Regions from separate parts of the Homo sapiens genome. Here region 2 is linked to region 1. A link is an interaction called in ENCODE POLR2A ChIA-PET data of the cell type or tissue named here. Cell type or tissue: PC-9. All regions are shown on one strand. Links, peaks and the distances in the headings refer to the core of each region. The heading gives the core; the rest is flanking DNA. Region 1 overlaps ASB14 (ankyrin repeat and SOCS box containing 14). Region 2 has its middle 23 kb from the start of SPATA12.

Region 1 (2,915 bases), core at 247-2,746:
CAAGAAAATGATTTCCTAAAATGAAGGACAAGTGTTTCCAGAATAAAGGGCCACACTAAGTGCCAGCTCAATGAACCGTAAAAGACCCAATACCCTCGGCACTTTGTTTCTAGTCTTAGTCTTAGAGCAATGAGAGAACTTTCTGTGGCAAATTATAAATGGTTATTAGCAGAATTCATACTGATTCAGCACCTCAGCAGCTAGCAAGGCTCCTCGTACACATTTGATGCCAATAATTAGTGATTGAATAGCGAGATGGATAAAGTTAGATGTTTTAGGATCTTGGGGGTCTAAGTATTCTTCTCTAAATGTGAGTTCATACTATAAATGCAGAAAAGCCAATTATTAGAGAATTTTGTGTAACAAAAAGTTCTTTAAAATGTAACATGTAGAAATAAATAATTCAAGGATACATGTGAAAATGTTAAAGATCATCTCAGAGGTGGAATTAAACTTTTCTACTTACATAGCCTCTTTTAAATTATAATAAAAAATCATAAAAAGCTGAAAAAAAAAAAGACAAGTCACTAGGGAAGACTCACAAGTCACTGTGGAAAGAAGTTTCCACAGACTTCCTGAGAGAAAAAAAGGAATACATAATATACAAAAGATGAAAAATCAGAATGGTTTCAGACATCTCAATGGTAACTAGAAGCTTGAAGTAATTGGTGGTGAATAATAGTTTTACAGATTCTGAGGAAAAAATACTTCCAACTTAAAATTCTATATTTGCTCCAACTCTCAAATCTGACAGTAGATTAAAGACATAAAAGATATTTTCAGACATAGGAAATCTCAAAAACTTTCTTGTTCCCTACTGTTAGGAAGCTAACGGAGCAAATGTTCTACCAACATCGGAGTAAAGCAGAAAAACAAAAGTTTGGCATCCAGAAAACAGAAGATCCAAGCCAGGTGGGAGGCAAATGAGATCCCTAAGATGAGGGGAATAACGATCTTAGGATGACCAAACATGACCAGGCACTGAGGTCCAGATTGGAACAGGTCAGGAGGCCCCAGGTAGAGGCTTCTTCAAGACCATGGTGGGCTAGGAATGACATCTTGAAGGGAGATGTAGACAGTTTAGAGAGTTTGGGGTGGAATTAATGATAAATTGGAAACTAAGCAAATGAAACATAAGACAAGTATTAACTCCAGGGAAAACAAAAAGATGTGCATAAAAGGAAATGTAAATATGGCCTACCTTTGAATGACATACATGAAGGTAAATATTAAATATTTAACAAAAATTATGCTACAAAAATATTAGGATGGTGGGACGAGAAATGTGCACATGTGGTGGGGACAGGAGGAAAAAAAGTTAAATCCTCATTTTCTATGGTAAGAAGTCATTAAATTATACCAAAACCAAAAATCAACAAGTATCAATACAAGCAGGTTACTTAGAGACACGGGCATGAAGAGCAAAGAATCAGCTAAAGGATCCCTCTGGAGAAGGAAAAAGATTGTAGGGAAAGAGTGATGGACTTCACAGTAATTGGCTCTTTAAGTTCTGTACATGTATAACTTTTATCAAAATAAAAGCTGAAAATTAGGCTGTGCACGGTAGTTCACACCTGTAATCCCAGCACTTTGGGAGGCCGAGGCCGGCCGGTCACCTGAGATCAGGAGTTTGAGACCAGCCTGACCAACATGGTGAAACCCTGTCTCTACTAAAAATACAAAAATTAGCAGAGCTTGGTGGCAGGCACCTGTAATCCCAGCTACTAGGGAGGCTGAGGCAGGAGAATCGCTTGAACCAGGGAGAGACGAGGTTGCAGTGAGCCAAGATTGCGCCACTGCACTCCAGCCTGGGTGACAGAGCAATACTCTGTCTCAAAAAAAAAAAAAAAACAACACTGAAAATTAAAGAGAGACCAACAGAGTACTGCCAAAAATTAGGATTTGGGGTCCCTTCATGGTTTGTCCCAAGATGCTAACGCTTTGCATTTTATACAGAAAACACTGAGCAGAAAAGCCTTCTCTGAGAAAGCACGCATAAACCATAAAGCACCCTAGCACTGTATAGTGAAAAGAACTCTGGGTCAGATCTAACCTCTCTAAACCTGTTTCCTTGTCTATAAGATAGTACTTGTCTTGTGCGTAGAAAAATCACATATGTAAAAACCGTGAGGCTGTGAAGCCTGTTGTAACAACGGTAGAGCTAGTTTTCCTCTCTTCACTTCAGCCTATCTGGTAGGTCAAATGATTCCATTTCTGTGGCACCTAAACAGCATGTCCCTATTGATAGGTCATGGAAAATGCCGGGTTAAAAAGTTAAGCAAATGCATTGCAAGATTCCTCAGAGACTTCAATATACCAATGTACAAAGTGAATCTTGAAGAGGGTGATAGAATATATAGTGCTGGCTGAGATTAGTGGCTCACGCCAGTAATCCCAGCCTTTGGGAGGCTGAGGCAGGAAGATCACTTGAACCCAGGGGTTTAAGACCAGCCTGGGCAACATACCAAGACTGCATCTCTACAGAAATTTTTAAAGAAATTAGCCAGGCATGGTGGCATATGCCTGTAGACCCAGCTTCTTGGGAGGCTAAGGCAGGAGGATTGACTGAGCCCAGCAGTTCAAGGCTGCAGGGAGCTATGATCGTACCACTGCACTTCAGCCTGGATGACAGAATGAGAGCCTAAATATATATATATTTACATACATACACACACACACACACACACACACACACACATACACAGTGTTCCCAAGCCTTTTATTATTATTTTTTTAACTACAAAATCATTTTCTTTACATTTCCTTACAGAAACTTAAGGGGCTTTCTATACAACATACTTTGGTGTGTTGCCAAAGTGTGGTAATGCAGAAATGATAGGCCAAAACTATCATTTTCTATGGCCTCAACCACTCCCACCAGATATGCATATTTAAATTGTGTTTTAGTCATTCAT
Region 2 (2,915 bases), core at 153-2,652, 200 kb after region 1:
CTGTTTCTTCTACCTGAATCACCCTTTCTCAGTCTCCATCCCTCCTTTGCAATGAGACCTTCCCTGTCTACTGTCCACCTCTAGTCTAGGTCCTGACATGTGTCTTCAGGAACCTCTTGCTCACTAGAATGTTGCTTCATGAGGGGAGGCCGTATCCCTTGCGGAGGCCTTCCATCTGGACTGGACTCTTGTTTTACTGCTTTAACCAGCTTGCACCCCACCCTACCACTGAGTAGTCACTGGGGCAAGTCACCTCATCTCCCTGGTTCTCAGTTTCCTCATCAGTCAGACGAAGGTAAAAAAATGTACCTGCCTCATGGGGTTGTTGTGAGGATAAAGCAGGGGATGGGAGGGGATAGCCCGCTCAGTGCCTGGCACATGACAAGTGCTCAAAAACATTACTATCTGTTTTAGCTGTCATCAAGATAGGGAATAATAGTGTTTTTTTCTTTTCTTTCTTTATTATTTTTATTATTTATTTAACAGGGTCTCACTGTGTCACCCCAAGCTGCAGATCCACTCACTACAGCCTCAACCTCCCAGGCTCAAGCGATCCTCCCACTTTAGCCTCCTGAGTAGCTGGGACTATAGGCCTGCGCCACCATGCCCCACTGATTTTTGTGTTTTTTTGTAGAGATGGGGTTTCACCATGTTGCCCAGGCTGGTCTTGAACTCCTGGGCTCAAGCAATCTACCTGCTTTGGCCTCTCAAAGCGCTAGGATTACAGGCATGAGCCATGTGCCCGGCTGAGAAATAACAGTTATTAGTAAATTTAAAAGGCTCCCTAGAAGAGAAAACTGCATCTGTGCCTCACTTTGCAAATTGGAACATGGCTCCCATCCATTTACCATGATCCCAGAGTGGAGAACGACTGGGCTGTTTTATGTATTTCCCCCACAAGGCTCTGTTATCTCAAGGTTTTACACCCTGTGGTTCCTGTCCTCAGACTGGATAATAGCTTGCTATAGACACAGGTTTGGTTAGCGACACGAGCCGTATCAGAATTACCAATGTGTGTTGGATGCCTGCTACTATGCCATGCATTGCATAGTGCCTGAGCTCCCCTCAGCCTCCCAAAGGGACTTTGGAGCCCATGTCCCACCTCAGGACAGGGCTCAAGTTGTATTTGAACTCAGGTATTTCCCACTCCACAGCCTCTCTCTGTCTTCCCACTCCCCAGCTCAGCCTTGCTCCTCAGGTTTTCTAACCCAGATTATGAAAGCAGAAAGGACTTGCTTCCAAAGAAGGCTTTTAGTAGCACTTGAAGAGCATTGCTTAGGCCTGAACAATAAGACTGACACCCAGGCCAGGCGCAGTGACTCACACCTGTAATCCCAGCACTTTGGAAGGCCGAGGCGGGCGGATCACGAGGTCAGGAGTGTGAAACCAGCCTGACCAACATGGTGAAACCCCGTCTCTACTGAAAATACAAAAATTAGCCGGGTGTGGTGGCGTGGGCCTGTAATCCCAGCTACTCAGTAGGCTGAGGCAGGAGAATCACTTGAGCCCGGGAGGCAGAGGCTGCAGTGAGCCGAGATCGCGCCATTGCACTGCAGCCTGGGTGATACAGTGAGACTCTTGTCTCAAAAAAAAAAAAAAGACCGATACCCAGACACATCACCATCCCCTGGGTGAAGACTGCAACCGGACACGGCACACCTTTCAAATGCCAAAAAGTGGGGGAGGGGGAGCATCTATACAGTGCATTGCTACAGGCAGAGAGTTAAATGTCTCTTCCAGTAATTCCACTTCTGGGGTTTTATCTTTAGTAAGTAACTAAAAATGCGTGCTTACATTTGTTGTGCAAAGATTTTTGAGGCTGGATATGGTGGCTCATGCCTATAATCCCAGCACTTTGGGAGGCTGAGGCGGGTAGATTGCTTGAGTTTAGGAGTTGGTGACCAGCTTTGGCAACATAGTGAGAACCTGTCTCTACAAAAAAATACAAAAATTAGCTGGGTATGGTGGTGCACGCCTGTAGTCCCAGCTACTTGGGAGACTGAGGTGAGAGGATCACTTGAGCCTGGGAGGTCAAGGTTGTACTGAGCTGAGATTGTGCCACTGCACTCCAGCCTGGGCAAGACACCGAGACCCTGCCTCAAAAAAAAAAAAAAAAAAAAAAAAAAAAAAAAAAAAAAAAAGATTTTCAGGCCGGAAGTGGTGGCTCACACCTGTAATCCCCGCTTTGGGAGGCCAAGGTGGGTGGATCACTTGAGGCCAGGAGTTTGAGACCAGCCTGGCCAACATGGCAAAACCCCATTTCTAATTAAAAAAAAAAATTAGCTGGGCATGGTGGTGGGTGCCTGTGATTCCAGCTACTCGGGAAGCTGAGGCACGAGAATCACTTGAACCTGGGAGGTGAAGGTTGCAGTGAGATCACATCACTGTATTCCAGCCTGCGCAACAGAGTGAGGTTCTGCCTCAAAAAACAAACAAACAAAAAATTCATTACTAAGCATTATCCTGATAACGAGAAATGAGGAACAAACCAAGTACCAGTCGGAATTGATTATAAGAGGGCACATGCATACAATGGACCAAATGGCCTTTAGCAATCATGTTGTGGGAGAATATTTCACGACAAAGGAAAGCATTCACAATATGTTAAATGAAAAATAAAGGACACAGATTAACAGTGGTTACTGCTGGATGGTGTGATTGTGGGTGGGTTTTCTTATTCTTTGTACCTCTGCTATTTTCTATATTGCTTTACAGTGAGTAGTGTTACATAAGCAGAGGGTTTTAAATGTAAGGTTACACACAACAGACACTCAGCAAGTGTTCAAGGTACCCAGTGGTTACTAGGTGGCTGGGGCCAGTCATCTCAGAGTCCCACCCTTGACCCTGGTTGTGCCTTCTCCTGCGGCTGCTTTCCCTGAAGGTGCTACCCAGCCCCTTGCCCTGGCCCCTCTCCA

Evidence for each region. Peaks named below come from ENCODE experiments on the same cell type or tissue, not always from the same donor. Only the 100,000 strongest peaks of a DNase experiment are listed, where the experiment ranks them.
Region 2: POLR2A ChIA-PET joins it to region 1 with 7 read pairs; 2 of 35 experiments call an interaction of 5 or more read pairs at or near these places.

Annotation. Positions count from the first base shown.
Region 1 is chr3:57,283,878-57,286,792 of GRCh38, reverse strand. The region is part of intron 5 of ASB14 (ankyrin repeat and SOCS box containing 14); the gene reads left to right. Among named protein-coding and RNA genes, the nearest start is that of ASB14, 7.4 kb to the left of the region's middle. In PC-9, for the core only: no CTCF peak of the experiment used is centred there; no DNase peak of the experiment used is centred there.
Region 2 is chr3:57,082,213-57,085,127 of GRCh38, reverse strand. No RefSeq gene overlaps it. Among named protein-coding and RNA genes, the nearest start is that of SPATA12, 23 kb to the right of the region's middle. In PC-9, for the core only: no CTCF peak of the experiment used is centred there; DNase peaks (open chromatin) are centred at 1,287 and 1,677; H3K27ac peaks cover 2,137 bases.